Linked DNA regions of Homo sapiens: region 1 is linked to region 2. The links are chromatin loops, found by intact Hi-C in ENCODE. Cell type or tissue: heart right ventricle. All regions are shown on one strand. Links, peaks and the distances in the headings refer to the core of each region. The heading gives the core; the rest is flanking DNA.

Region 1 (2,919 bases), core at 192-2,691, 160 kb after region 2:
AGACGGAGTTTTGCTCTTGTCACCCAGGCTGGAGTGAAATGGTGTGATCTTGGCTCACTGCAACCTCTGCTTCCTGGGTTCAAGCGATTCTCCTGCCTTAGCCTCCGAGTAGCTGGGATTACAGGCATCTGCCACCATGCCCACCAATTTTTGTATTTTTAGTAGAGACAGGGTTGGCCAGGCTGGTCTCAAACTTCTGACTTCAGGTGATCCACCTGCCTTGGCCTCCCAAAGTGATGGGGTTATAGGCGTAAGCCACTGGATTCTGCCCCAATGATACAATATAACTACTAAATTGCTTTATTCTACAATACAGACACAACAGTCCCAGAATAACAATATCAATACTATAGCCAACAATATAATTGCCAAATATAGCTTTTTTGTCCAGTCCTATATTTAAAGTAATAGGAAATAGTTTATCTCTGTGTGGTTATGCCATCAACTAGACATATAATTAGGTTTATTTGCTTTATTTTGCTACTTTTAGGTTTGTTGTTTAAAAAAAATTTTTTTAAATAAAATATAAAGGTGGATTTTGCTACTTTTAGGTTTGTTGTTTAAAAAAATTTTTTTAAAAATAAAATATAGAGGTGGAGTCTTGCTATGTTTCTCAGGTCGGCCTTGAACTCCTGGCCTCAAGCAGTCTTCCAACATCAGCCTCCCAAAGGGCTGGGTGGGATTATAGGCCTGAGCCACCACACTGGCCCGAAGTGTTTTCATAGTGTTGTTTTCCCTGTTTCTCTGCTCACTGTTCTGCTTTACCTTTTGGTTTTCCCCTAGGATGAATGGATTTATTTATTTATTTATTTATATCCAGTATGATTCATTCTTGCCAAAGGGTACCGAGAAATAAGTATTGACCATGCTGGGTAGCCATGCACTCTGGGGAACAGAGTGGAGCCAGCAGTGGTGGTTGAGGTAAGACAGAAGTAGCTGAAGTCAGGCTGTAATTATTTAATCTCTGCAACCTTCCAGAAGGAAGAATATCCCTGTGTAAGCCTGTGAGATCTGTTAAAAGTACATGAAATCAGCTCCGGAAATGGCAAACTATCAGCTACAGTTCTGTGTCGTGTGACCATGTAATGTGCAGATTCTCATCACACTAGAAGATCAAAACAAAAATTGAGCTCTGGGCAACATAGAGCAGGAGCCACAGTGTTTCAGGTTAATAGAAATATTCTTGCCTTCCAGGGAATGACATTTTGGGCTATCAGATGCAATTGGCAGCCCATGGCTATTTTCACTGAAACTTTTTGGAAAAGTTTTTTGTTGAATTTTTATTGGAGAATATGTATGACTTAAAATGTGCAAACATTTAAATAGTGGCAGATTTCACATTTTAAAAAGTCCAGATTTCTGGGGTCTCTTGAAAAATCGAGCTTGGTGACACTGGGGCCACTGTGCGGCCTGGTAACAGTCAGCTGCAGGTGCTGCCCCCTTCAGGTGGAGTGTGTGCTCTCCTGCTAAGCACAGTTTTCACCTGTTTCACATATTTATTTGTGCTACCTGCCTATCAGATTGATGAAGCCTAGTGTAGGGCACCAGATTTCTCTAGTATAGGGCATTTGTATTTCTTACCTCTAACAGCCTTTCCTTCTCCTAAACATTTCAGTCATGTGGTTCCTACTCTATTCAAATATAATCTCGGAGGACTTGCAAGTCCAGGCTGCTAGGGCCTCCCCATATTTCCTCAGGTCTTTGTGTTATTTGAGGGTTGGGGCTGGGTGTAGTGGCTCACACCTGTAATCCCAGCACTTTGTGAGGCCAAGGCAGGAGAATTGCTTGAGCCCAGGAATTTGAGACCAGCCTGCAACATAGTGAGCCCTTTTCTCTATTAAAAATAAAAAATTAGCTGGGCATGTTGGCATGTGCCTGTGGTCCCATCTACTTGGGAGGTTGAGGCAGGAAGGTTGCTTGAGCCCAGGAGGTCCAAGCTGCAGTGAGCCATAATTGTGCCACTGCATTCCAGCCTGGGTGACAGAGCGAGACTCTGTCTCAAAAAACAAATAATTTGGAAGTTTGGCAGTATAATTCAACTAAAATTATGGTCAGAAGTTCTTCAAAACCCTGCTGCCTTGGTGGCAGGAATATGGCCTTAGTGTTCTTGGACCTCTGTGGCCATGAAAGATGGCTGAATAGGAATGGCAGAGTGTACCACATAGCCAAAATTAATTTTTATGATTCCGAATGCAGACCACACCCTGTTATTTATAACATCCACAGAAATGATTCCCCAAGAACTAAGTCTAATTAAGAATTCCTGCTCATTAGCTAGTGAGAAAATAGATTGGGATGAGTCCCAGACCCCCATCCATGCCTGCAGTCAGAGGCAGGCACAGGAGAGAGAGGACAGCTCTGGTGGTCTCTGTCAGGATGAGGAGAAAGAGCCCCAACAGCAGGTACAAATAGGTCATTCAATCAAAAAGACTCATTTTTGCAGGGGAAACTCTTAGAAGACTTCTTGTTCAATGGTGTGGGCAGAGGAAGGTTCGGAAGAATCGGTAAGGAGTGAAAGGCCCAGATACGATAGATAATTGTTGGAGTAAGTAGAATATATGCAGCCACAGCTGGAATTTTCCATAAAGTGGGCACATGCATGATGCGAACCAAGGGTTGGGAAGGATGACTCAAGGGATACCCACCACTGCCAAAGGTTTTTGAAATTCACTTCCCATCTGTGCTTCCCAGCCTTCCTGATAGCCCATCTTGAGAGAGTCGTTTCTTTGTAATCAGGCACTATCCCTAAGCATATTTCTTTTTACATAAATATTTTGGGAGCAGGTTTTAAAAAGCTTTTTAGAAGACATTTAGTCTGTGCCAGGTTCTTTCTTATGCATGAATTCATGCCCAAGGTCACATACCCAGTAAGTGGTCACCAGGATTGGAGCTCCTCTTACCCCATGTTCATTATTCTAT
Region 2 (2,919 bases), core at 109-2,608:
CTGTCTTCTTTTTTTCAGTAGATAGTCTTGTGGAATAGTCACATCTGTTAATACCCTACTGCTTGCCAAATACCTTAGTCTACAAATGTCCCTGTTACACACTTTTCAGGATACCAGGCTATCAAAGAAGTTGCTTGAGAAGTGTTTATAAATAAAAAGTGAAAGTATCTACCCTAGGAAAATTGTGGAGGACATACTCTTTTCCAAGGTCTGCCAAGGAAGTTGAATAATCCCAGTTATCCTGTGAATCTAGAGGGCTGGATTATTCCTTATTTTGATTGTTCCTTAGGCCAGGCTACAGGTATGCTAATTTAGGTAAGGATTACAGTCTGGCAAGGTTTATATTGAGGTGTTTAAGAGCTTCTTAAGAGTCTTATTGGCTGGGGACAGTGGCTCACACCTGTAATCTCAGCACTTTGGGAAGCCAAGGCGGGCAGATCACCTGAGGTCAGGAGTTCGAGACCAGCCTGGCCAACATGGTGAAACCCTGTCTGTACTAAAAATACAAAAAGTTAGCTGGGCCTGATGGTGCATGCCTGTAATCCCAGCTACTCTGGAGGCTGGCTGAGGCACGAGAATCTCTTGAATCTGGGTGGTGGAGGTTGCACTGAGCTGAGATCGCACCTCTGTACTCCGGCCTGAGCAGCAGAGTGGGAAAAAAAAAGTTTTATTAATATTGCAAATAAAATAATACATTTGACTGTACACATGTAAGGTTGGAAAACTATACTTCTCAGTATATAGCTTATATGACAATTTGTTTTAATACTTACAGCTCCTGCAAAATCTTCCTTATTCTGAAAAGATGACAGTTTTGTTTGTCTACAATGGCCCTCATATGCTGGAACCAAACACATGGAATTTAAAGGCTTTCCAAAGGCGGCGGCGCCGTATTACATTCACTCAACCTTCTTAATAAAAGTAAAGAGAGGGAACTTGGGAATTTTTTTTGTTAAATTCTGTTTATAAGTATGGCTCAACTGAATAAAAGGAGATTCACTAAAACGAAAAGCAGTTATTTTTGGAAACCTGCTTTTAAATACAAATAGGTTGATAATGGAAACTATAATGACCTTTCCAAAATAGCAGCTGGTAGTAAAAGTTAAGTCTTCTTCAGTCTTGGTTGAACTTGAGTTCTTGGCACTCTGACCATGAGTCATTCAGTTCTCATGTTAAAATGTACTTAATATTACAAATCAAAGGTACAGTGGAAGAAGGGTTAATCACAAGAAGTTACTTATATGGTAGCCCTGAGCTTTAATTGCAGAGTAACTTTAATTACTTTTAGAGCCTAAAGATGACTCTAGAGCCTAAGTCCTAGTTTCTCCCAATGTTATATTTAATTTTAAAAAATTGATATGAAAATGTCTAATGTATAGTAATAATTTATGACAGATCTAGTCATTTCTTCCTATTAAAAAAGATTACCTTATCTCCAGTAGGAAATGGAATTTTATGGGCCTTTAAAAGAAAGTTTTATGAAACTTGATGCTATAATTTTATTGGTATTTCAAGGGGAAAAAAGCACTGGGGTTCAAAAATGGTAGCAGAACTGCTTTGAAATGCTGCAAGGTGGCCACTAGATGATGCAAAATACAACCAAAAGATTGACTGAGAATAAAATTAGGTGACAAGGGTTTTTAAAGAATAACCTTTTAAAGTGTGGGGGCAGGGGTTGCTTTTTTTTATTTTATTTAAAGTCAATTATATTTTACATCTTACATTTCTAAAAGCATTTTATAATTATTTTTAGTAAGATTTTTCTTAAAATTTCATATACTGGTTTCTACAATTTATATTTGAAATTTCTCAGTGTTATGTAAAGAGTGATGGAAAAGCATTGATTTCTTTAAAACCGTAATGTTTTTAGAACTTAAGCCTATAGGGCCTTTCTTACAATGTTGATGTACCCATTATCTTAGAAAATCTAGTTTAAACTGTTTTCTTTCACCGCAAAAGAATTAAATGGGAAAATCATTTGTTTATCTCTAAGTTATACTAATTAGTAGAACCAAACAAATTATCTTCTTTTAAAAAATAAATCTTATAGGAAAATAGACAGTCCAAAGTCATGTCTTTGAACAGTGGATTGGATCTGTGCCAGTAATGACAAAATTATTTTTTTGACTTGCTTGCCTGAATAAATTGAAGAATTGCTTTCAGTTTGGGTTTTGTATATTCTTAAGTAGCCATTGAAATTTATATTCTTAACTAGGTCAAAAAATAATGAGCCATAAGTTTATGTCCTCTCACTTAGACATTTTCTCTTTAAAAAGGTATTTTCTTCTTTATAAACATTTTAAAAGAGCCTTCCCTTCTTAAACTAACTCCAGTGCATGAAGTGTGAAAATATTTTAAAATGACATTTTTACTAATATGAGCAAGTCATGTAAACATTGAAGAACTTGGTAACATATTAGTAAATGGATATTACCAAATGTTTTCATCGTTAATTACTTTGCGTTCCACCAAAATATCTTTACTAAAATGTGCTTGGTGTAGTTTGTTTATTGTCTAAATTAGTACCAGTCATCTTATTTCTGCAAAATGAGTATCAATGTGAAAAAGACACGTGAAGATTAAGCATGTTTGAAAATAAAATGGTCAATTACATTTCAATTTACATAGGCCAACAACTGTTCCATACTTTGTTTGTAAACATTTAATTTCTCTACTGGACAAAATTAATATTTGGCTTTACATTGAATTTTGAGCTGTGAAGAATAAATTATGTATCATTTTAGCATATTAAACAGTAGTAAGTCTAGCACATAGTCTCAGCCACTTAAAACAAAAGTTTTTTTGTTTGTTTGTTTGTTTGTTTTTTTGAGATGGAGTCTCACTCTGTTGCCCAGGCTGGAGTGCAGTGGCGTGATCTCGGCTTACTGCAACCTCCGCCTCCCGGGTTCAAGCGATTCT

Evidence for each region. Hi-C counts contacts between places; a loop is a spot of excess contacts. Peaks named below come from ENCODE experiments on the same cell type or tissue, not always from the same donor. Only the 100,000 strongest peaks of a DNase experiment are listed, where the experiment ranks them.
Region 1: a loop joins it to region 2, with 8 times the contacts of the local background. A loop is called at or near these places in 26 of 110 quality-filtered maps.

The regions. Positions count from the first base shown.
Region 1 is chr9:70,508,919-70,511,837 of GRCh38, forward strand. All of the region lies in intron 3 of KLF9-DT (KLF9 divergent transcript), which reads left to right. Among named protein-coding and RNA genes, the nearest start is that of KLF9, 96 kb to the left of the region's middle. In heart right ventricle, for the core only: CTCF peaks have their summits at 1,447 (motif pointing left) and 1,652; no DNase peak of the experiment used is centred there.
Region 2 is chr9:70,351,416-70,354,334 of GRCh38, forward strand. SMC5 (structural maintenance of chromosomes 5) reads left to right here. Exons shown (of 25, transcript NM_015110.4): 25 at 776-2,919. The coding sequence ends at 916. Among named protein-coding and RNA genes, the nearest start is that of KLF9-DT, 61 kb to the right of the region's middle. In heart right ventricle, for the core only: a CTCF peak has its summit at 1,576 (motif pointing right); no DNase peak of the experiment used is centred there; H3K27ac peaks cover 542 bases.